2 separate regions of the Homo sapiens genome follow, and region 1 is linked to region 2. Evidence: read pairs that join two places in POLR2A ChIA-PET (ENCODE). Cell type or tissue: A673. All regions are shown on one strand. Links, peaks and the distances in the headings refer to the core of each region. The heading gives the core; the rest is flanking DNA.

Region 1 (8,000 bases), core at 1-8,000, 140 kb after region 2:
GAGCTAGACTCCGTCTCAAAAAAAAAAAAGAAAGAAAAGCCAATATACCCAAAGTGCCAGCTCAGCCCCCAAACCCTAGTAAGAGTTTAGTGAAATAATTGCTAAATAACAAGCCAGGCATGGTAGCGCTGTAGTCTCAGCTACTTGGCAGACTGAAGCGGAAGGATTGTTTGAGCCCGGGAATTGGAGATCAGCCTGGGCAACATAGCAAAACTCCATCTTGGCCAGGCACAGTGGCTCACCCCTGTATTCTCGCACTTTGGGAGGCCAAGGCAAATGGATCACCCTGAAGTCAGGAGTTTGAGACCATCCTGGCCAACATGGTGAAAGCCTGTCTGTACTGAAAACACAAAAATTTGCTGGGCATGGTGGCGCACGCCTGTAATCCCAGCTACTCGTGAGGCTGAGGTAGGAGAATCCCTTGACCCTGGGAGGCGGAGGTTGCAGTGAACCAAGATTGCACCATTGCACTCCAGCCTGGGTGACAAGAGAGACTCTGTCTCTCTCTCTCTCTCTCTCTCTCTCTCTCACACACACACACACACACACACACACACACAAAGAGAAAACTCCATCTCAAAAAATTCCCAAAACCAACCAACTAAACAAAAAAATAGATGCGGGCCAGGGGTGATGGCTTACACCTGTAACCCCAGCACTTTGGGAGGCCAAGGCAAGCAGATCATGAGGTCAGGAGTTCGAGACCAGCCTGGCCAATACAGTGAAATCCATCTCTACTAAAAATACAAAAATCAGCTGAGCATGGTGGCATGCACCTGTAGTCCCAGCTACTCGGGAGGCTGAGGCAGAAGAATTGCTTGAACCAGGGAGGCAGAGGTTGCAGTGAGCTGAGATCATGCCACTGCACTCCAGCCCGGGCAACAGAGCAAGACTCTGTCACCCCCCAAAAAATAGATGCAGCTGGGTGCAGTGGCTCACGACTGTAATCCCAGCACTTTGGGAGGCTGAGGTGGGCAGATCATTTGAGGTCGGGAGTTCGAGACCAGCCAGGCCAACATGGTGAAACCCCATCTCTCCTAAAAATACAAAAAAATTAGCCGGGTTTGGTGGTGCAGCCTGTAGTCCCCGCTATTAGGGAGGCTGAGGAAGGAGAATCACTTGAACCCAGGAGGCGGAGGTTGCAGTGAGCTGAGATTGCACCACTGTACTCCAGCCGGGGCAAAGAGGGAGACTCCATGGGAAAAAATTATAATAAAAAAAAAGAAAAGAAAAAGAGGCCAGACACGGTGGCTCATGCTTGTAATCCCAGCACTTTGGGAGGCCGAGGCAGGCAGATCATGAGGTCAGGAGATTGAGACCATCCTGGCTGACATGGTGAAACCCCTTCTCTACTAAAAATAAAAAAAATTAGCCGGGCGTGGTGGTGGGCGCCTGTAGTCCCAGCTACTCAGGAGGCTGAGGCAGGAGAATGGTGTGAACCTGGGAGGCGGAGATTGCGCCACTGCACTCCAGCCTGGGTGACAGAGCGAGACTCCATCTCAAAAAAAAAAAAAAAAAAGAAAAAGAAAAAGAGATGCTTATTGAGCACCTGCTAGGTGCTCACCTACTAGGTGCCAGCCCTGAAATGGGAGACAAGGGCCAGAGGGCTGATCAGAGGGGAAGGTAAGCTGAGGCCAGATAGCACAGACCTTGAATGCCAGGCAAATCTGTCCCCTGACCCCTGCCCTGCAGAGATTGTTGACGGGAACCTGAAGATGACCCTGGGCATGATCTGGACCATCATCCTTCGCTTCGCCATCCAGGACATCTCTGTGGAAGGTGAGCAATGGGAAAGGAGGTTGGGGCCAGGTGCAGTGGCTGGGGCCTGTAATCCCCACAGTTTGGGAGGTCGAGGCGGGCAGACCACTTGAAGGATCGCCCAGGAGTTCAAGACCAGCCTGGACAACATGGTGAAACCCCATCTCTACAAAAAATACCAAAAAAAAAAAAAAAAAAAAAGCTGGCCATGGTGGCATGTGCCTATAGTCCCAGATACTAGGGAGGCTGAGGTAGGAGGATCGCTTGAGCCTGGGAGGTTGAGGCTGCGGTGAGCCATGATCGTGTCACTGCACTCCAGTTGGATGACATAGCAAGACCCTGTCTCAAAAAAAAAAAAAAAAGAAGTGTGAGAGGGCTGACCTGGACCCCTTCCCAATGAATCCTCCCACCTCCCCCCGACCCAGAAACCTCAGCCAAGGAAGGCTTGCTTCTGTGGTGCCAGAGGAAGACAGCACCGTACCGCAACGTCAACGTGCAGAACTTCCACACCAGGTCTGTCAGGTGGTTACCAAATGTGTCTGGGCCTCTGTGGGGTACTGGGCATAGAGAGGAGCCCTCCCTGGTCAGTGAAGGGCACTGAGCTGGTCTCTGTCACAAGCCACAGGGAAGGAAAGGTCACAGTTCCTGGAACAGTGTCTGAAAAGAGGGCTCAGTAACTGTTGAGTGGAATGGAATTGAATCCAGGAGGGTTCCAGTAACTCCTGGAGGAGGGAGTGTTTGAGACTTCCCTGGAAGGCCATTCCAGCCAGAGGGAAGCTGGAGGCCAAAAATATTTAGAAACTGGTCGGGCCTAAGCATGAGTGTGTGACGGAATCGTGATGAGCTAGCAGGAGATGGTCCAGATCTGGTCATGAAGGGCCTCAAACGCCAAGCTAAGGGATTTGTACTTTACTCCATTTTACAGATGAGGCTGTCCTTCTGGGGGGTGCTCCTGGGCCGAGGGGAGAACGGGGCCCCAGCTTGAACCCAGGCCTGACCCCCCTCTTCTCTCTGTCCAGCTGGAAGGATGGCCTGGCCCTCTGTGCCCTCATCCACCGACACCGCCCTGACCTCATCGACTACGCCAAACTGCGAAAGGTAGAGGCCCCCACCACCCCAGCCCAAGGCCTCTGCCTGCAGCTGACCTTTCACCCTCCTCCCTTACACCCTTCTAGGATGACCCCATCGGAAACCTGAACACTGCCTTTGAGGTGGCAGAGAAATACCTGGACATCCCCAAGATGTTGGATGCAGAAGGTGAGAGTGAGCTAGCCCAGGGGAAGACCCCACATTCTCCACACTGGGCCTGGTACAACCTCCACACCTTTGCACGGCCCTTTCCTCCTCCTGGGATGCTCCGACCACCCCCACCCCACTCCCTGGTCACAGTCCCCCTTCTCCAGGAGTCCTCTATCTTGTCCCATGCCCCATCCCCCAAAGAGGACCATCCTCTGCCACCTCTCCCCTATGTAATGGCCCTACCTTCTGCCTCACATCCCAGTTACCTGGGTTACCTGGGATGTTGGTCCCCCAAGACTGGCAGCTCCCCTGGGGCACGTCCTGCCTGTGGTCCCCATGCCTAGGCAAGGCAATAGTCAACTGAAGCAGCAAACACTTTCTGAGCATCTACTATGCATGATGCCCAGGCTGTGTGGGCACTGCTGGAGAAGAACTTTTTCTTGCCCTGAGGAGCTTGTGGACTTGGGGGAAAGACACACAGACCGAGGGAGGTATAGGATAGTTCAAGGCATGAGACAGCGTGGACCAGTCCCTCACGAGGGCCACAGTGGCTGCCCACTCACACTCACCCACCCAGTCCCTCACACTTTGCTCACCCCAAGGTGGGGAGATGGGGAAGTTGCTGAGCCCTGGGGTAAGGAGAGAGGGCTTCAAGGAAGAGAAGACACTGGGCTTGGGTGGCTGGCTGCTGGTGGCCATGACTGGATGCTTCCAGCCCTCCCACCCAGAGAGAGTTCTCTGCCTGGGGAGGGACCCCTGGCTTTGGCCAGTAGACACCGTGCTGTCCTCCCCTAGACATTGTGAACACCCCAAAGCCGGATGAGAAGGCCATCATGACCTATGTGTCCTGCTTCTACCATGCCTTTGCCGGGGCTGAGCAGGTAAGGCGGCCCAACTGCTGCTGCCTGGGCTTGTGGACCCAAGGGCCCAACCTTGGCTGTAGTCCAACATTGGAGGCGCCAGACCACGGAGGTTGGAGTGCCACTGTGCCAGCTGCACACACTCAGTCTTCAGCAGGAGCAGAGGACCCTGGTTTGGAAACTCACTCCCTACCTAAGAGCCGTGCTCCCCCAATCCCTTTCCCAATTTGCAGGGACTCCATTCTTTGTTTGTTTTTTGAGACAGAGTCTCACTCTGTCATCCAGGCTGGAGTGAAGTGGCGTGATCACGGCTCATTGCTGCCTTGACCTCAGCCTCCTGCCTCAGCCTCCCCAGTAGCTGGGACTACAGGCACGTGCTACCACACCTGACTAATTTTTGTATTTTTTGTAGAGATAGTGTTTCATCATGTTGCCCAGGCTGGTCTCGAACTCCTGGACTCAAGTAACTCACCCACCTCAGCCTCCCAAACTGTTGGGATTACAGGCATGAGCCACCACGCCCAGCTGGGGGCTCTGTTTTTGTTTGTTTGTGTTTTGTTTTGTTTTTTGAGACGGAGTCTTGCTCTGTCGCCCAGGCTGGAGTGCAGTGGGGCGGTCTCGGCTCACTGCCAGCTCTGCCTGCCAGGCTCACGCCATTCTCCTGCCTCAGCCTCCCAGGTAGCTGAGACTACAGGCGCCCACCACCACGCCCGGCCAATTTTTTTGTATTTTTAGTAGAGACGGGGTTTCACCGTGTTAGCTAGGATGGTTTCGATCTCCTGACCTCGTGATCCGCCCGCCTCGGCCTCCCAAACTGCTGGGATTACAGGCGTGAGCCACCGCGCTCGGCGGGGCTCTGGGTTTTAAGGGCTTTACAGAAGCAATTTGCTTTAATGCCAGCCTTCTGCCCACTCCCCCCACAGGCAGAGACAGCTGCCAACAGGATCTGCAAGGTGCTGGCAGTGAACCAGGAAAACGAGAAGCTGATGGAGGAGTATGAGAAGCTTGCCAGTGAGGTGAGGCTGGGCTCCCACCGTGCTCTCCCCACCCCAGCCCTACTGGCTCTCCCAACCCTGCTAACCCCAAGCGTGGGCCTGCAGAGCCTCCCTCTGCTCAGAGTAGCCCTGGCTTCCTCCCAGCCTCCTCCTGTCCATCCCCACCCATCACCTGCCCTTCTGCCAACCCATGCTCCTGTCAGTCATTGATTCACTCATCATTCATCCATTTACTTCTGCATCGATCCATTCACTTGTATTTAAGTAGTCACATGGCCCTCTGCTCTGTGCCAACCTATACTAGCCCCTGGACTCAGAAATCAACCATCCCACTTCTTCTCTGACTTGTGGGGACTACCCCATCCTGCTTTCGTAGTTGTCAAAGTCACCCCCACCTACACTCTGGCCACAGCCTGGGTGTGGGTGGAGAGGGGTGGGTGAGCTGGGCAGGTCAGCGCAGAGCTGTCTGCCTTGCCCCTGCCTGGCCCTGTCAGCTGCTGGAGTGGATCCGCCGCACTGTCCCATGGCTGGAGAACCGTGTGGGTGAGCCCAGCATGAGTGCCATGCAGCGCAAACTAGAGGACTTTCGGGACTACCGGCGTCTGCACAAGCCGCCCCGCATTCAGGAAAAGTGCCAGCTGGAGATCAACTTCAACACACTGCAGACCAAGTTGCGGCTCAGCCACCGGCCTGCCTTCATGCCCTCCGAGGGCAAGCTGGTCTCGGTGAGCTCTACACACATTCCCTAGGTGACCTTGAGGTCCGTATCCCATCTGTACAATGGGCAAACCGTGATGGAGCGCACCCCTGCCTGCTCCACAGGACATCGCCAACGCCTGGCGGGGGCTGGAGCAGGTGGAAAAGGGCTATGAGGACTGGCTGCTCTCGGAGATCCGGCGCCTGCAGCGACTCCAGCACCTGGCTGAGAAGTTCCGGCAGAAGGCCTCCCTGCACGAAGCCTGGACCCGGGGTAGGTAGACCTACCTCATGGGGCTGGACTGTCTCTTGGGGTGGAGATTGGTGTGCAGGGGCAGGAGGGGAGGTTCTTGGCAAAATGCACAGGACAAGGGTAGGTGCTCTGCAGGAAAGCCAGAGACTGGATTTCTAGTCCCACCCTGACTTGCTGTGGTGCAACCTAGGCCTCTCTTTTGGCCACTGCCCCTCTGTGGACCACAGTTTGTTTTGTTTTTTGAGACAGAGTCTTGCTCTATTGCCCAGGCTAGTACAATCTCGGCTCACTACAATCTCTGCCTCCCAGGCTCAAGCGATCCTCCTGCCTCAGCCACCCAAGTAGCTGGGACCACAGGCGTGCACCACCACGCCCAGTAACTTTTTGTACTTTTTGTAGAGATGGGTTCTCACTTTGTTGCCCAGGCTGGTCTCAAACTCCTGGACTCGAGTGATCCACCCACCTCAGCCTCCCAAAGTGCTGGGATTACAGGAATGAGCCACCGCACACCCGCCTGTTTTCTATAAACTCAGCCTTCCCCCTCACCCCCCAGCCCTGCTCTGGTCTTCTGTAGATCTGCTCTGATTAATTCAATTTAGCATTTTATTTTATATGTGTCAGGTGTTCAAAGGTGAGTCCATTCCTCACCCTAACATCACTTATGTCATACTCAAAGTATACTGACGCTAAAATATTGCACGAGTCAAATATATTACTCTGGATAGAAACATCCATTCATTGTTCTGTCGAGGATTTCTGTAGTGAACAAAGGAGGCCGGGTCAGGGGCTCATGGGGGTTACAGAATCGTTGAGAGCTATTTTAAGGTCAAATTATGCTAAAACTGTACCAAGGGCCCCCTGGACGTAGCTCGCTCAGGGGACGCTGATGTCATTTGCGGATCACGCCACGGAAGAGGACTTTCACCTACGTTATTACACCGACGCCGCAGAGCAAATCCCTAGGACGAGCTAGGCCGGTGCGATCGCCACCTTAGCAGATGAGGCTTCATGGTCACGCAGCCCGCCGCGCACCCCTGCCCCTGCCGCCACTGGGTGACCGGAGCCGGCATCTCTTTGAGCAGGAAAGGAGGAGATGCTGAGCCAGCGCGACTACGATTCGGCTTTGCTACAGGAGGTGCGGGCGTTGCTGCGGCGCCACGAGGCCTTTGAGAGCGACCTGGCGGCGCACCAGGACCGCGTGGAGCACATTGCCGCGCTGGCCCAGGAGCTCAAGTAGGCGGGGCCTCGCGGGGCCCGCCCCCAACACCCCCGGCCCCGCCCCCGGTGGCGAGCCCCACCCTGATCCCCATTGCCCTTCTCAAGACACTAGGCTCTCCTGGGTTCTGTAACCCCGCCGTGGTACCCAGGTCCCATTCGCTCCGCCCCTCCTGGAACCCCACCCCCACCTCCGGACCCCGCTCTGCTGCTCACACTCTTCCCACTGGCGCTTGACCTGTCTCACTCCGTGACCTGCCCTCTAACCTGCCCGCTCTCTTCACCCGGCTTACTGCTCCAAACCCTCCCCATCAGCCTTGGCCTGGCCACCCCCTCCCATGAACCCGCCCCTTCTTGCGCAACCCCGCCCCTCCACCCAAGCACCTCCATGGACTGCAGCTAAGGACCCGCGGGCGCCCACCTGCCCAGAGGGATGCGCTGGTACCGCCCCTCTTGGAAAGCACCCAGCTTTACCCACCACCTGCCCTGGCTCCCGCACGCCTTCACCCCCATCCGGGGAGCAGGTTCCAGCCCTGGGAGTGCAGTTAGGACATCTGGGCTGGGGCTGGCCCCACACTCGCCCTACTTCTCGCTCCCAGTGAGCTGGACTACCACGAGGCAGCCTCAGTGAATAGCCGCTGCCAGGCCATCTGCGATCAGTGGGACAACCTGGGCACCCTGACCCAGAAGAGGCGGGATGCGCTAGAGGTGGGGCTGGGGGCCGGGGAGCTGGGGGGTGGGTAGGTGGGTGAGGCCAGGTCTGCAGGGCAGGCTTCTGACCCACTACGCCTCCCACCTCTAGCGGATGGAGAAGCTCCTGGAGACCATTGACCGGCTGCAACTGGAGTTTGCCCGGCGGGCCGCGCCCTTCAACAACTGGCTGGATGGTGCCGTGGAGGACCTGCAGGACGTGTGGCTGGTACACTCTGTGGAGGAGACCCAGGTGGGTGCCAGGGTTGCAGGGGATGGATAGGATGACAGGAA
Region 2 (16,282 bases), core at 7,205-15,204:
GATAACCTGAGATCGGGAGTTTGAGACCAGCCTGGCCAACATGGTGAAACCCCGTTCCTACTAAAAAATACAAAAATTAGCTGCACCTGCAATCCCAGCTACTTGGGAGGCTGACCCAGGAGAGCTGCTTTAATCCAGGAGGTGGAGGTTGCAGTGAGTGAGCCGAGATTGTATCACTGCACTCCAGCCTGGGCAACAAGAGCAAAACTCCATCTCAAAATAAAATAAAATAAAATTAGAGATATTGATAATTGGGGAGGAGGGGGAGAGACTGGAGCATCTAGCTCCTATGAACACCCAAAACGCTGGAAGATAGGGAGACCCCCTGACCCTCTCCTGACTGTGGGCTGCTTGGTTTGTTAACGGTGGAGTAGCTTAGGATGGGCTCCTTCGTTCATCCTAAGGAGCAGGGGCTCACAGAGATGTGTTGGACTCACTTTCACCCTGCTACCTCATCCTAAAAAGCTCTGGGTCAGAGGCCCAGAGACCTGAGTTCCACCCTTGGCTGTCTGAAACCTCCGGAAAACCATTTCACTTCTCCCAGTCTCAGTCTCCTTATCTGTACATGGGAATGATTTTAATGCTCACTGTCCTGCTTATCTCAAGAGACTGTGAGGCTGGTCAAAAGAGACAAGGGGTGTGGAAGTGAAAGGGCCCAAGAGCACTTTTCACAGTCTTGAGTGCAGGAGGCCGTTCTGCCCCGTGCTGCTATGGGATCTTAGGCAAAGCCACAACTTCTTTCGGCTTCAGTTTTTCTCACTTTAAAATGATAATAGGCCAGGAGCGGTGGTTCACGTCTGTAATCCCAGCACTTTGGGAGGCTGAGGCAGGCAGATTGCTTGAGTCTAGGAGTTCGAGACCAGCCTGGGCAACATGGCAACACCCCATCTCTACTAAAAATACAAAAATTAACTGGGTGTGGTGGTGCGCGCCTGTAATCCCAGCTACTCAGGAGGCTAAAGCGAGAGGATTGCTTGAACCCAGGAGACAGAGGCTGGAGTGAGCTGAGATCGCACCACTGCACTCCAGTCTTGATGACAGAGTGAGACCCTGTCTCAAAAAATAAGTAAAATAAAATGATAATAATATTCTGCATTACAGAGTTGCTGTGAGAATGGAGTAATACGAGGAAAGCACGTAGCAAGTGCCTAACACATGGAGCGCGCTCGCTGAACGTTAATCACAAGTGTGATTGATCACAAGTTAATCCTAAGTGGTAAGAATGAGTCCCGCGTTAATCAGGGTTCTGGTGTGAAAATTGCTGAGTTCTTTTATGCTCTTCCCCTCTTGCAGACGCCAGAGGGCGACATAGACGGCGGGACTCCAGCCGCCAAGCACGCCCGCCGCAGCCCCACAATCGGCCACGCGGTGGCGCTAAGCCACACAATGCTTGGTTTGCCGCAGGCTTTGGGGAGCAGAGGGCTGACCGGGGGAGAGCGGAGACCGGGTAAGGGGGGCCTTGGGAGCCAGGGAGCCCTGAACCAGAGGGTCAAGGACCCCTGGACGGAGTATTCCCCGGGCTCCCGGGACACAACAAGATCAGCTGGGAATGAATGGGTCCTGGGCTTTTGGGAATCTGAGTGGGGCATCCCTTCCTCCGGGCGCCGGGCTGCACCCCCTTACCCTGGGCAGCCGCGGGGCCGTGACGCCTGGCGGAGGGGGCGCGCATCTCGGCGCGCGCCGGTCTTCGCAGTGGCTCATTCATCGCCGCCGAGGCACGCCGTTGCCATGGGGACGTGATGCAGGCGCGGGGAGCGGGAGGGAGAGGGAGGCCCCGGGTGACGTCCGCGCTCTTCTCGCAGCTAGTCTCCCGCGGCCTCCCAATTCTTGCCTAATTTGGAAGAGAGCCGCAGCCCTTCTGCTGATGCGCGCGCGCTGGCGCCTTTTTAAGGCAACTGGCGGAGTGGCGGCTCCACCAGAGCCTGGGAGCTGCCCCCGCCCCCGAGCCGCGAGCCCCGCGCCGGGCCGGGGAGTCCCCGGCGCCACACGCCCCCACCACCCCCATCTTAGCGCCCCCCACCCTCTATGGAGACATTTCAACCAGGGAGAAGGGAAGTCCTGCCCTTGCCCCTCGCCCCCGCCCTGCTCCTCCAACAGGGGAGACTTCTGTCCAAACCTTGGAAAGAAACGAGATGCCAGGCCTAGCGCCTTCGGGGATCCTCTCTGGACAAGGCCACAGGGTGAAAACACCAGGTGAGGACTTCACTACCCTTGGGGCCACCATGGGACCCTGGAGACCTTTGCCTCCCTCCAGGCGCCCCCGACCCCTTAAACTTTTTCTCCCTGAGCTCAGCCTGGAGCAGAGTTAGGATCCTGGGAAAGCCCCTTACCAGTTGCTCCAACCCCCTCCTTAAACTGGAAGGGAAACTGAGGCCCAGAGAAAAGTAGTGATTGACTAGGGCCACATGGCACGTTCCTAGAGGAAGAGCATGGGCCAGAACCCACAGATGCTGACCTCCTGGCCAGAGGTCAAGGCATTCCTTATGGTTGAGCATAGCCAGCCCCGTGTGCCAGTATCCAGCCCCTGCCCTGCACCAAGCAGAGGGGCTGGACACCTCTGTCATGGCACCAGCTGCCTCTCCTTCCCCAGCACAGTCTGGACCTGGGCGGACTTTTTGGAAAAGCTTCTGGATGCCACGGACTCCACGACCAACCAACTAGGTTGCTGCTGCTTGCAAACATCGCCTCCATTGAAGGATTCCTGCAGCCACCAGCTCTGGAACTTTCTGGAACCAAACATTTCCCCAGACTGCCTACAAGGACCAATTGGCCTCTGGATGTAGGTGTGGCCTGCAGGGGTCCGGCAGGGCTCCCCAGAGTCAAGTGGACCCAGCCCTTTGGACCCCCTGCCCGGTCCTATTGACCTCTGCTCTCTCCCTGCAGCACTTCCTGGAGGCGTTTGACCGGGACCTGGGAGGGCAGCTGAGAAGTGCCTGACCATTCTCAAGGAGCTGCGTGGATTCCAGACATCTCTGGGCTGGTCTCTGGACCGGGATGGGGGACCCAGAGGTGGAGCCGAACACACAAGCAGCACTTGAGGGCTCCGAGGGTGGCAAGGAGAGAAGTTCCTGCTCTGGTACAGCCCTGGGACCTTGAAAGGTGCTTCAACAGAGCGTCCACTCCCAGCGCCTAGCTCTGGGACCTTGAATGGTGCTTTAACAGAGCGTCTGCTCCCAGCGCCAAGCCCTCAGTGCAGAGGGGGAGACTCAGGCGGCCCTCAGACACAATTCGCCAAGGTCGCACAGCAAGTCAGGGTGCCGCTAAGACTAGGACCTACAGCTCTGCCTCCTGGCCCAGGCTCCTCAGCACCTGGGCCCCAGAGGACAGCCTGTGGGAGGCCCACATGGCCACTGCACCATGAACCAAGGACCTGGTCCGGGTCCACCTCCACCAAGTGCTGGCCGTGTGTCACTGGGGTCACTCCACTCTCTGCATTAGGTCTCAGTCATCCAAGACCATCTTTCAAGGGCCGTCACTCCAATTATGAGTCTGGGATTTTCTGAAATTGAGCATTTTGGCCAGGCTGTGGGGTCCCTCTATGACTGCCTGTAAGACACTGCCAAGGGGACTTTCTTCCTTTCACCAGACTGAAGCTAAGAAGTGCTGGAGACAGCAGTTGCTTTAGCCACAGGCTGTGTAGACCACCTGAGGATGACCTGGGGGTCTGTTTTGTGCACCTTGGAACCCATCGGATCCCTCCAATGGTGAGTCCCCTGGTGTACCCAGCACCAAGCTGTGAGAACGACCCCCAACGGGTTGGGTGGAAGAAGCAAAACTACAGGCTCAGTCCCAGTACTTACTCCCCTGTGTCCACACAGGCCAGGTCTCCAGGGTCCCTGCCCATCCAGGGCTGAGAACGTGGTCCTCTGGGAGCCTTCAGGCCCACTCGGACCCCAGCATTGGGCAATGGGCTCATCCCTACCTGAAACTGGGGCTTGGGGTTGCAGCATTCAACTTCCAAAGCCCAAGAGGCACTGGGACAGGTGGCCCAGCAGGCTCAGAGATGCTCAAGTGCCAGAGGTTGGGAGGGCCCTTTGAGGCTAAGGGGTCTGACCCACTGCCATTTTGCAAATACAAAAACTGAGGCCCAGGGAGGGAGAGAGGTTTGCAGAACACGCCCAGCAGGCTAGTGGTAGAGCTGGGAACAGAATCTGCATCTTCTGCTGCTCCTATTCAGAACTATTCCCCTGCACCAAACATAATCCGCTGACATCTAGACTGAGCTCAGCTCGTCTTCTTCCTGGACCTTGGACTCCTTGGCAGAAGGCTCTCCCAACTCACAGCCTGTCAGGGATGGCAATTCAGGGGCTTTCCCTTCAACCTGATGGTCCTTTCCACCAAAGCTTCCTGGTGCTCCTCCCCTCCCACCAGTGCTCAGCCCTTCTTGGCTTCAGAAGCTGCTCCATCAGCAGCCGTAAGGGTCACTCTCCCCTGCTCACCATGGTTCACCCAACTCCCTGTGGTTCCCGCGTTCCCCAGCATGGGGAGCACCATTCTCCCTGCTCGTGGGGGTCTCCTCTTTGTTGCCCCTCGGCCCAGTCCCTGACCTTCTCTGACCACTGGAGCCTTAAATCCCATCAGTCTTTCCTGGGACCCCCGGACTGTTCCCTGTAGATTTCCTCTCTGTTGGCCCAGGGCCTGTGAGAGTAATGATGGCTGGCATGTCATAGGGCTGCTGTGAGGTTTTCATGAATTAATACACTCATCAGGTACACAAGGTGTGGGTAGGTGCCTCATCTGTAAACTCCTATGTTACGAGCTGTGCCCTGATAGTAACAAGGAGAGACTTGAAGCTGGAGCCTCTGGAGGCTGAGGTATCTGTTGGTGGAAGGGGAAGAAAGGAGGTGCCAGCCTGGAGGAGTTTTTAGTAATGGGAGATAATGGGAGCCACAAGGGTCTTAAGCTGGGAAGAACATGGTCAGGTTGGCTTCCGGAAGAATGGCAAGGGGAGCTGGGCTGCTGAGCACCAGAAGGGTGTGTTGGGCCCGGCCCGGGACCTCCGTCTCTGGCTTTGGTGAGCAGTGGAGGGGGCAGCTGCTGCCCGGGGAAGGAGCCTGCTGGGGCCCGAGCCAGAGCCCTGAGGGGCACTTTATGTGCATCCCTCCACTTCTCCAGGCTGCAGCCTTAGCCTGGTTTACTCCATCTGGTGCTCTCAGACCTGGCCTGGATCAAAGCTGCCGGTGGGTACCCAGGCTATTTCTACACTTGCAGTGCCAGGACATGTGCTGCCTCCTGAACCAGCCCCTGCCGTCTCTGCATAGCCTTGTTCAAAATTATATTTTTCATAAAGTTAAGATAATGACCAACATTCTGCCATGTGAGCATTTCTTGTGCTCCTTTTATGCATCAGGCATTTTCTGAGTGTTTTAACTAATTAACTCCTTTAATGCTAACATCAGTCCCTTGATAGGGGTGCCATCATTCTCCCCACTTCTGTATTTAACAAATCGGTAAACTGAGGCACAAAAGGTTAAGTCACTTAACTGACCGATGTCACAAAGGCAGTCTGTGGAGGAGGCAGGACTCAGCCCAGATTCTCCTCCCCCGCCACCCTCTCCTGCCTCAGGTACATCCCCTCCCACTGGCCTTTCCACGTGGACCGTGTCTCTCCCACTGCCTCTTGATGGTCCTTCAAACATCTGCAAATGCCACACCACCTCCTCAAGCCTCCTCTTCTCTGAGGAACATCTCTCCATTCCTTCCATCTTTTAAAAATTTCTTACAAATGTTTATGAAGCACTTTACGCTGGAGTTGACAGTGGGCAAAGCAGTCACAGTCCCTGCCATGGTGACCACAGTCTAGTGGACAAGAGACAATAAATTCCTCACCAAAATAAAGGATTAAATCGCTATTTCACCAAGTGCCAACAGAGGCCTGGGGTGCCTGCAAACCTGTAACTGAGGATTTGGCCTCAGCGGTAATGTCAGGGAAGGCTTTCCAGAGGAGACGATATTTAGGCTGAACTAACGGGAAATTAGGAAGAACTCGGCAGAGGAGAGAGGCAGCAGCACCCCAGGAGAGAGAACAGCATGTGCAAAAGCACTGTGGCGGCCGGGAGGGTGGCAGGCCAGGGACTGGAAGAAGGCTTATGCAGCTGGAAGAGAGGCAAGGGGGTGCATGAGGCCAGACAGGCTGGAGGGCTTACCAGAGGCAGGCCTGGGGGATGGCCTGGGCCCTGCCTCACAGCCCTGGGTGCAGTTGGCTCCTCCTCACTGGCTGCTCTGCTCAAGGCTAGGCTTGGACCCATAGCATAAGTCCTAGAGCCAAACCTCCTGGCCCTGACAGAGGCTGCCCTCTCTCCACTTTTGCTGCATGTCCCTGTTAACACAACCTCAGCTACAGTGGCTTCTTTTGTGGCTACCTGGCACTGTGTTGAATCTCATTTATGAGGCCACACTCCTCTGTCCACCCAGCCACCCACCCAGCACAGCCTGGCCCAGTCAACACTGACTTGCCACCAGCAGCTCAACTCAAATGCACCTGCTTGGGGAGGCCGGTGCCAACTCCTCAGGCAGGGTCACCCCTCCTTTTGCTCTCCCCAAACTCCCAGCATGCCTCCTTGACAGCAGTATCCCACTGAAGTGGCTGGATGGACCCCTTGCTCTCTCACCAGCCTGCAGGTTCCATGAGGCCAAGACCAGCTGTCTGTGGGCACCATCACATCACTGCAGAGGCTGGCACAAACTCTGCCCTCAGCTGTTTGTTGCATGAATGACTTACATGCCTGAGCCCCTGCCCTGTGCCAGGCCTTGTGCTGGATGCTGGGAACATGAAGACCAGTTGTAGATGCTGGTAGGGGAGACAGCCAAGTAAACACACAGGGACAATGCAGGGTGCAGAGTGCGGTGACGAGGAAGCACAGGGGCTGGGGGGCACTGAGGGGGTCCCCGGACCTCACTGGAGGACCAGAAGGGCCAGAATTTGCCAGCTGGGAGTGGTGGTGGAGAGGACTCTGAAAATGAATGTGAGGAAAATCCGCCTCCTCCAGCCTCCCCAGGGCAGGTCAAGAGTATTGGTCGCTGCTCTGCATTTGAAAAGTGGCTTTAGTTGATTAGGTTTCTTTCCCCTCTTGGAATGTGGCTGCTCTGACTTGCTCCTCACTGCATTCCTTGCATCCTCTTCTCTCAGCCCTGCCTTCAGGACATTGCCCACAAAAGTTTCATCTTTTCCCACCTGGGCTCTACTCTCCCTCTCCCACCCCCTCCATGGTTCTATGTCCCTCACCTTCCTGGCTTTCAGCTCATTCACCCAGCTCTGGCCGTCTCAATGCGTGGGTGCCAGCCTGCACCCTCTTTACATGAGCTTTGTTGATTTCATAACCATAAATAGATAAAATGTTCTGAATGCTTTCATGTGCAAGTAGAATTGAGGGAGTGATAGCATAATGAAAAGGCCTCAGGAAAAGGAAAACAGCTTGCTAAGATGCAGCGGAAGACAACACGGTCACTGCACAAGCCAGCTCTGCGTGGGTTTCCTATTCTCACTGCACTGACCGCGGAGCCATGGACGCAGGATGGGGAGGTGCTTAGGAATCTGTTAGAAAACCTTTCCCTGGTTTCAAATCCACCAATTCAAAAGAACAACCTAGAAAAAAAACAGTAGAAGTCAGGAAAACCTGGGTTCAATTGTGGATTTATCTCATTCTAGCTGTGTGATCCTAGGCAAGTTAATCAACCTCTCTGAGAAGGCATAGAGAGATTCTTCCCCCCTGGGTCAGACTGGAGGCTTCGGGAGGCCCAATATCCCACAATACCTTCCTTTTCCTCCCATATGTAAATTTTGTCTTCCTGACAATTCGTTAATCACCAGCCCTGAGACCCCCCTGCCCAAAATGCAGTCCTGAAGACTAGGGTCGGAATAGGGATGGAATGGGGTACCCTGCCTCCTCATTGCCTGTTCCAACTCCTGGTGCAGGAAGTGGAGCATCATCCTGCATGGGGAGGGTACATCTCCACAGCCACAAAAGGGGCTGGAAACCAATAAGGAGCCTGACCCATTGGGCTTCCCACCTCTCCTCCTTTAAGTTGTCCAGGAGCACTACTTCTCCATGGCCTTTGGAACAGTAAAGGGGGCTGAAATGATAGCTTGGTATACCCTGGGTTAAGAGAGCTTTCTGGGTGAGAAAGAGAAACAAGTGGAGATATTCCTGGTGTGAACTCATCCTCTGGTCTAAGGATGGCACGCTTTTTCTCTAAAGGATCAATTAGTAAAAAGTGTCAAAAAGTTCTTTAGGCTTTTTGAACCATATGGTCTCTGTTGCAACTACTCAGCTCTTCCATTGTAATGTGAAAACAGCCATAGACAATGAGTAAATGAATGAATGTGACTGTGTTCCAATAAAACTTTATTTACAAAAGGAGGCAGCAGGCTAGATGTGGCTAGATTTGCAGTCCATAGTTTGTAAACCCTAGCCCTATCACGTGGTGCAAAAGAGAAAGCTTGGGTTGGGAGCAGGAACTAGGGGTGAGGCTCAGCATTGCCAGACTTGCTGTGTGACTTTGATTAAGTCATTATCTATCTCTGAGCCTTTGTTTCACCATCTATCAAATGAGCATCATAATATCAGTCAAGGCTGGGTGTCGTGGCTCACACGTGTAATTCCAGCACTTTGGGAGGCCAAGGTGGGAGGATTGCTTGAGGTCAGGAGTTCAAGACCAGCCTGGGCAGAAAAAATTTTTTTAAATTATCTGGGTGTAGTAGTTTATGCCTGTAGTCCCAGCTACTCGAGATCCTGACACAGAAGATCATTTCAGCCCAGGAGTTTGAGGTGGCAGTGAGCTATGATCAGGCCACTGCACTCTAGTCTAGATGACAGAGCAAGACTGTATATAAATAACAATAATGATATCAGCCAGATTTGTCGTGAGAATGTGTCTAACAGGCCAGAGCAAATCTGAAGTCTTTTTGTCCCTCTGCTTCATAACGTTAAGTGGATTTGCACCCACTGCCCATGCCAACCTCAGCTGGCCATGCCCTTGCCTGCTGAGGGTAGCAGCAGCCTGCCAGAAAGGAAGGTGTCTCTCTCCAGGGTCAGATTCTTCATCTGTCTTTCCAAGCTCGAGCCCCAAGTGACCCCATTTCTGTAGCAAGCCAAGCACGGGAGGAAACAAGGAATCCCTTTCTTTCCACCATCCAGTCATTTGGCAACAAGCTACAGTTCACTTGAGAGAGTGATATGGCTGCAGTGGCTGGTGGCCAGGCTTTGGAGGAGGCCTTGGAGACTCAGGCTGGGAATAGAACTATGAAAAATGGGCTTCAGTGCTCCTCTGGAACATTAACCTATGGCCATAAGTTAAGTAGTTGCAGCTGTGGTCTCATTGGTAACTTGCAGCACCACCAATTGCATCAATGCATCTTTCTTGGACCATCTTGCCCACCTGTCTGGTCTGACCACTACTGCAAGCTTGCATCCTTTGGCATATTGTCATTTTCTCTGAAGCCCCATTCAGTGATTCATTCATTCATATTCTTTCTGTCTCTCCCCACTTCCCTTCCCTTCCTCCCCCTTTCTCTTTCTCATAGACACATTTGTCCAGAGCAAGACAAGATCACACTTTGACAGCCCTCTGTCAAGATCCTTGCTCCAAATCTCCAGACTAGCAGCCAGGAGTCTCCATGCTGTTCTGAAGAAGCAGATTCCTCACCCACCCTTCAACTCCTTCCCAGGAGGTAATCCTCCTCCAAATCTCTGGAAAAGATACACCTCCTCTTCTCTGATAAAGGCTGGGGGGTGATGCCCCTCCCCCAGTTTCCCAATAAAGCTATGCAAGACAGGAGCAAGGGATCTCACGGCCTGTTTTTGCTACAAAAACCCTTTTTCGGAAAAAATAATAAAGAAAGGAATCAGCCAATCCCTCCTCGATGCCATCACCTCTTCTCGGTGATTTTTCGGGGAAGGAGTGGGTGGGTTGCTATGGCAACAGATGCGAGCTCGTCTCAGTAAAGAAGGGACCTTGATATTTTTTTCTCTCTCTCATTCTCTCAGTTGTGTGTGTGTGCGTGCATGTGTATGTGCGCCTGTGTGTGTGTGCATGCGCGCTACACATGCCTGTGCCCACACCAGGAATTTTTTTTTTTTAGAACTAAAGAAAGCCCTTCTCTTCTCTCAGCTCTCCAAATATGGAGTGATGGAAAACCACTTACTCCTGCAGGCCAGGGAGAATTCAGGATGATTCAAGAGAAAAGGGAGAGGTCATGTGGGGCTCCTTTCCTCCATGTTTTTACTAGAGATTGCATGCAACAAGAGAGCTTTGCAAATGGTTAGGGGGCCTTTGGAAAGAGGAGAAGATGTTAGGTGGAAAGAGGTGAGCAAGATATAGATGGTGCAGGAACTCAACGGGTGACCTCAGAGAGGGCAACAGAAGCTATATTGAGTCTGGGGACGCATGTACATCCCACCACACCATCAGATGCTGAAAGACCCAGAGCAGACTCAGATATGGACACAAACACAGACACTGACAGAAAGGCATATGGAAAATTGTAGACATAAATACACACAGGCACAAACATAGAACTGCACAGAACATAGGAAGTTGGAGACAAAAAAAAAAGACAAGCATAGATGCAGGCATAGGTAAACATAGATATACAGGGGTACAGACTCGCAGCTACAAAGACACATGCAAACAGATAGAGATGTAGACATCCAACCACCTCCAGACAGGTTTGGAGGCAGACACACAGGACACACAAACACAGTCTCAGTCAAATGAACACACACACACACAAACACACAGACACACACACAGAGTCTGGCTCTTTTCCTTCAATTGCCCAAGCATCCTTGAGCAGTAGTGCATAGCTGAGGATGCTGCACGCTTGCCCAGTAGGTTTGGCTGAGAGGCTTGCTCTCCCATTCCTTCTACACGCTCACCCCAAAGCCCCTCTCCCAATTCACTCCCTTGCCCACTTTCCCACAGCCAGCAGGCTCTGATGCCTCCCCCATCTCAGGCTTCTAATTCTTAGCTTGTTCTGCTGCTGCCTGCCACTTGGGGGAGAGAGTGGGGTGACTCAGCCAGGCCAGGATGACTCACACTGCCAGTATTTTTAGCAGCGGCCAGGAGCTCTCTAGTGTGCCAGCCGCCCCCCTCCTCCTGCTTGCTATTTCGGAACCGTCACTGGTGATATAAATAGCTCCTCTCCCACGGCCTGAAGCTGCTGCCAAGCTATTTTTGGTTCTGCACAGTTAAAAATAGCTTCACGGAGGTGGGAGGCAAGGGGAGTGGGAGCTGGCCTAGGGAGAGGAGACATTGGGGCACACAGAGCTTCTCAACTTGAATCAGAGTGGGCGAACTAGGATGAGCCCTTCTCTACCCCCTCCCTTGTCCCTTTCTAGACCCTTCTTCCCTTCCAAAGTGTTTCTTCCCATTCCATTCTCCTGGAAAAAGCCAGGGGCTCTTCCCCTGAGCCCAGTTCTCCTCCCTTGCTTACTTCACCCTTAGAGCCCAGAAATCTTGGCCCCCTGCAAACCCTCCATATTCATTCACAGAGAATAAGGGGACAGTCAAAGAGTAGGCTCACTCTGAGGCCTGTGGGTACCCAAGCCCTACGTCGATGTCCCCGGCAAACCGTAGCATGACTTCCATGGTGACTCTTTCAGCACCACGGACAGCGGTCGGCGCAGTATTCCTTCACTGCAGATTCGCTCAGATTGCTGGAGGCCATGACACCCAGCCAGTAGACTCCTCTTATTGTGGAGGGGGACACTCAGAATGCCTCACAGGCAGCTTTAGCATCAGTGAATGAAGAACACAGGAACAACCCCCCTGGAATTTCATACGGAAGGGGATCCAAAGATCAAGGGATTGTTCAAATGGAAGATTGAGAGAGGGGTGGGTAGGTACATTAGAGGTCAGATTGAGAAGAAAGAAGCAACACAGACCCATGTCCAGGAGGAATCATCTCTCTGTCATCCAGGTCAATGGGGTTAGAGACAGTGGCAGACAGATAAGCGGACATCGTTCCCTCCACCTCAGCTGTGACACTGACCACAGGATGGCCCCAACCTCTGCCAAAATGCATAAGACACCAGAATAGGGTCTCCACACCTTGTACACCTCTTCTAAGACATACTTCTCCTCAGCCGCCTCTCCTCCCACTCTACCTCTCTTACTACCACCCCTTTCCATGAGGAGCGGAGAGTTCCCTGGCCCCAAATTGTCCTTTTTGATGTCAAAGTTCATCTCCATGCTTCCTGTGTGACTGGGACTTCCCAGTCCCACCCTCCAATTTTTAAGTGGCCTCATTTCCAGCCACTTAAGTGATTCCATGCGCACACAGCTACTCCATCAAACGAGATTTCAGATAAGAACATTCCCTAGCCCACTTGCTTCTTGCATTATTGAATCCCAGGATAAGAACGGCACATCCTCGCCCCTGTAGAGAGCAATCATCTGTGGTGAAAAGAGAAAAAAAGCGGGTGTGTGGGGGGGTGGGGATAGGGCAAAGGTGACAGGATATGAAAAGGATAGAAAAGGATATGAAAGGACAGAAAAAGAAACGAAGGTGGAAAGTGGAGAGCTGAAGGTGGAGAGGCAGAGCCAGGAGCCTTAGAGGCGCAAATGTGGAGAGGGGTGGAGGGAACCTGGCAAAAATACAGGGTCCCTGGTAGGTGCAGGGGTCATGGAGGGTCCGGCGCTGCCCCTTCGCTTCTCAGCTGCTCCCCCATCTTGCCCGCCTAGGCAGGGCGGGGAGCCCTCCGGAGCGGTGCGGAGGCAGCCAGGCCCCGCCCGCCGCAGCCGCGGCAGCCGCCGGAGGATTCCTGTCCTAATATGGAGCTGGGATTCCCCCGGCCCCGCCCCCGCCCCCGGCCCGCGGGGAGACAGAGGCTGGCAGCAGGGCGGGGGGAAGCGCTCGCTTGGGGGCCGGCAACGGGGGGAAGGGATGCCTAAGTGCAGACCCAGGTCCTCGCCGTGCCCCCACGTCCCTGCCTCAGTTTCCCCTTCAGTAAGGTTAATTAGCTGAGAGGGAAACCACGAATCACTGCAGACTACAGCGCTGATGTTGGTTTCTATTCTTGGCTGTGGGAAAACAGGATCAACGCCAAATTCAGCTGGTCCCTTTCCCACCGGACTCCCTTTCCACCCATCCTCGGGACTTAGACCCCCATGAACACCCCCTGATAAGCCGCCAAGGCCCGATTTGGGAAGCGGGGGCGGGAATTTGTTCTCTAAAAATGGCCAAGGGAATCCCAGGTTAAATAGTCCCCAGAGAGGAACCCCAGCAGTGACCTGTCCCACGGAGGCCAAGGAAAGTCCTCCTTCCCTGCATGTGAACGTGACCTTGTCTGTCAAGTAACGAGGGGGATTTGTAGACAACCCTGTTCTTCCCCATTCCCTCAACTCCTCAGAAAAATTAGTGTCAGTGCCGGCCCCTCTCTGCCCTCTGCGGACTCCTGCCGCGGGCTTCAGGCCGCCCTAAACCTGGCCCTGTCGCTTCCCTCAACTGAACGCATTCAGACGCCAGGGTCCCCACACTCCATTCAAGCTTTCCTAACGCAGCGCCTTCCTCTCCGCTCAGCTCCCGCCAGGCTTGGCCCCCTCCGCAGCCTCCTGCTCCCCCCTCGCCCGCCTCCCTCCCTCTCTCATTCTACGTCATGAGATGACGTCGGAAGCCGGGCGGGAGGAGGAGCCCCCCTCCCCAGTCAGCGGCTCCCGCTGCAGCTTGCTTAGCCCAGCCTCCCGCTCTCCCGCCCCCCCGGCTCTAAAACGAGCCCCCCACGCCTGGCAGGAGCTATATAAGGCGGCGTGAGGCAGGCGAGGGGGGCAGCGCAGCCGAGCGGAGCCCAGGAGAGCAGAGAGCGAGCCTGAGCGAGAGACGGGGAAGCACGGAGGAGGAAGCCGCCGGTGCGTCGGGACGGGAGCGCAGGTGCTCGGGCACCCGAGCTGGAGCTCCGCAGCCGCCGGTCATGTACCGCTCCACCAAGGGCGCCTCCAAGGCGCGCCGGGACCAGATCAACGCCGAGATCCGGAACCTCAAGGAGCTGCTGCCGCTGGCCGAAGCGGACAAGGTCCGGCTGTCCTACCTGCACATCATGAGCCTCGCCTGCATCTACACTCGCAAGGGCGTCTTCTTCGCTGGTGGTGAGCATGCTGGGGCTACCGCAGATCCGAGCTGCCAGGCGCCGGAGACCCTGGAGCTGAGGGAACCCGCTGGGGCTGTCGCATGTCTAGGGCAGCGTGCTGGCGAGCTGGGGAGATTCGGGACTCGGGAGATTCGGGACTTTCTACTTTTCCTCCTGAGCTCCCTCCAGACCTCACCTTAGTTCTGAATGAGAGTTAGAGAGCCTGGACGGTGTCCCTAACACCAGATTATGAGAGGATAAGAGCCAGGACAGAGCGGCCTCGGTGCCCGCCAGTGCAGAAGCGCTCCGGGAGCCGGGGAGGGAAGCCCGGGAAGTTGCAGGGATGGAGCTGCCTGAGCCTAGGGGAACATAGCTACTGTCCGCGGTGCTGAAAGGGATCTCCTGTCGCCTTCGGGGCGCTGCCCATGGTGCTGACGGCTGCGCCGGCCGTGTATGGCTCTGTCCATGGTTCTGAACCCACAGTCGGCTTCGGAGCTCTGTCCGCGGTTCTGAAATTCAGAGCCGCTTTGGAGCTCTGTCCGCGGTTCTGAAATTAAGAGCCGAGAGGAGCCGACCCCGCTTTAGAAGTCGAGGGCTTGTGGGCTATGGAGATACAGCAACAGGTTCCCTGGCCAAGAGCTGCGGGCAGCGGGTCAACAGGTGTTTGCAGAGGCAGGTCCATGAGAAATTCCTCTGGATTCTCTGAAACTCAGACCATGCCTTCCTCACTTCTTCTCTGCCTCCCAGTCTTACTCCTGACGCACTACGTCTTCTCGCCCTACAGGCACTCCTCTGGCGGGCCCCACGGGGCTTCTCTCAGCTCAAGAGCTTGAGGACATCGTAGCGGCACTACCCGGCTTTCTGCTTGTGTTCACAGCCGAGGGGAAATTGCTCTACCTGTCTGAGAGTGTGAGCGAGCATCTGGGCCACTCCATGGTGAGTGCTAAGGGTCCTTTCAGCTGAGGCTGGGCATGGAGTGGGTGCCGTGAGCCTTCCACTCCTGAGGAACTGGGAATTACTATGGAGGGAGAGGTTATACCCTACAAGATACTGTAGATCAAAGATTGGCTCCTGCTGTTCTCCCTAATGGTCATCTCTTCTTTTCCTCCCTCCAGGTGGACCTGGTTGCCCAGGGTGACAGCATCTACGACATCATTGACCCAGCTGACCACCTCACTGTGCGCCAGCAACTCACCCTGCCCTCTGCCCTGGACACTGGTAAGGACTCCCTTCTCCCTTCCTCGGTCCAATTTCCCACCTGCTGCCCTTCTCCCCACCATCCACTGTCTCTCTCTCAGCCACTCACCCTCTTATCTGTTTTTCTCTTCATCTATCTAGATCGCCTCTTCCGCTGCCGCTTCAACACCTCCAAGTCCCTCAGGCGCCAGAGTGCAGGCAACAAACTCGTGCTTATTCGAGGCCGATTCCATGCTCACCCACCTGGAGCCTACTGGGCAGGAAATCCCGTGTTCACAGCTTTCTGTGCCCCTCTGGAGCCGAGACCCCGCCCAGGTCCTGGCCCTGGCCCTGGCCCTGCCTCGCTCTTCCTGGCCATGTTCCAGAGCCGCCATGCTAAAGACCTGGCTCTACTGGACATCTCCGAGAGGTAAGCCTGGAGTGTTCAGATTCCAAGAGAAAGGCAGGCCAGAGATGAAGGGACCCTAGATTCTGGAGTCAGGGGCAGGGAGGATGGGGTTTAGGGGGGCAGAGGATCTGGGAGGGAGTGAGATGCATGGGTATCAAGCAAGGAAAACAGAAAGCTGACCTCACCCTTTCCACCTTCCCAGTGTCCTAATCTACCTGGGCTTTGAGCGCAGTGAACTGCTTTGTAAATCATGGTATGGACTGCTGCACCCCGAGGACCTGGCCCACGCTTCTGCTCAACACTACCGCCTGTGTGAGTGTCCAGAGAGGCTGGGGACAAGATAGCAAGCTGGGAAAGGGCATGGGAGACCAGACAAAGAATGATCTGTAGTCAAGAGTGATGCTGGGGAGATAACAGAGGCCAACAGTTTCGGATGCTATAGGGTGAACATGAAGGTGAGGATTCAAGGCAATAATCAAATCAGAACTGGGGGACTCTGAGTGGTGAGGTCAAGGTAGAGAGCTGAGTGGTTCAGGTGAGGGTAGTCAGAAGAGAGGATGTCACGGCTATCTCAATTCAGTGGAGAGGTGACCAAGGGTGGGGAGTAGGTAGAATTGCCTGGTGGACATCC

What was found. ChIA-PET counts read pairs that join two places held together with the same protein. Peaks named below come from ENCODE experiments on the same cell type or tissue, not always from the same donor. Only the 100,000 strongest peaks of a DNase experiment are listed, where the experiment ranks them.
Region 1: POLR2A ChIA-PET joins it to region 2 with 10 read pairs; 3 of 35 experiments call an interaction of 5 or more read pairs at or near these places.

Annotation. Positions count from the first base shown.
Region 1 is chr11:66,552,353-66,560,352 of GRCh38, forward strand. It overlaps ACTN3 (actinin alpha 3), which reads left to right. Exons shown (of 21, transcript NM_001104.4): 4 at 1,693-1,779; 5 at 2,184-2,271; 6 at 2,778-2,856; 7 at 2,934-3,015; 8 at 3,793-3,878; 9 at 4,781-4,873; 10 at 5,347-5,577; 11 at 5,675-5,822; 12 at 6,884-7,034; 13 at 7,616-7,724; 14 at 7,819-7,959. Among named protein-coding and RNA genes, the nearest start is that of ACTN3, 9.4 kb to the left of the region's middle. In A673, for the core only: no CTCF peak of the experiment used is centred there; a DNase peak (open chromatin) is centred at 4,799; H3K27me3 peaks cover 2,122 bases.
Region 2 is chr11:66,407,270-66,423,551 of GRCh38, forward strand. It overlaps NPAS4 (neuronal PAS domain protein 4), which reads left to right and starts at 13,766. Exons shown (of 8, transcript NM_178864.4): 1 at 13,766-14,085; 2 at 14,851-15,002; 3 at 15,182-15,284; 4 at 15,405-15,672; 5 at 15,854-15,963. The coding sequence starts at 13,911. RefSeq lists silencers at 1,632-1,691, 14,341-14,655, 14,349-14,643 and enhancers at 6,297-6,815, 6,816-7,334, 10,468-10,968, 10,969-11,469, 13,812-14,408. In A673, for the core only: a CTCF peak has its summit at 10,950; DNase peaks (open chromatin) are centred at 11,042, 11,612 and 14,492; H3K27me3 peaks cover 2,707 bases.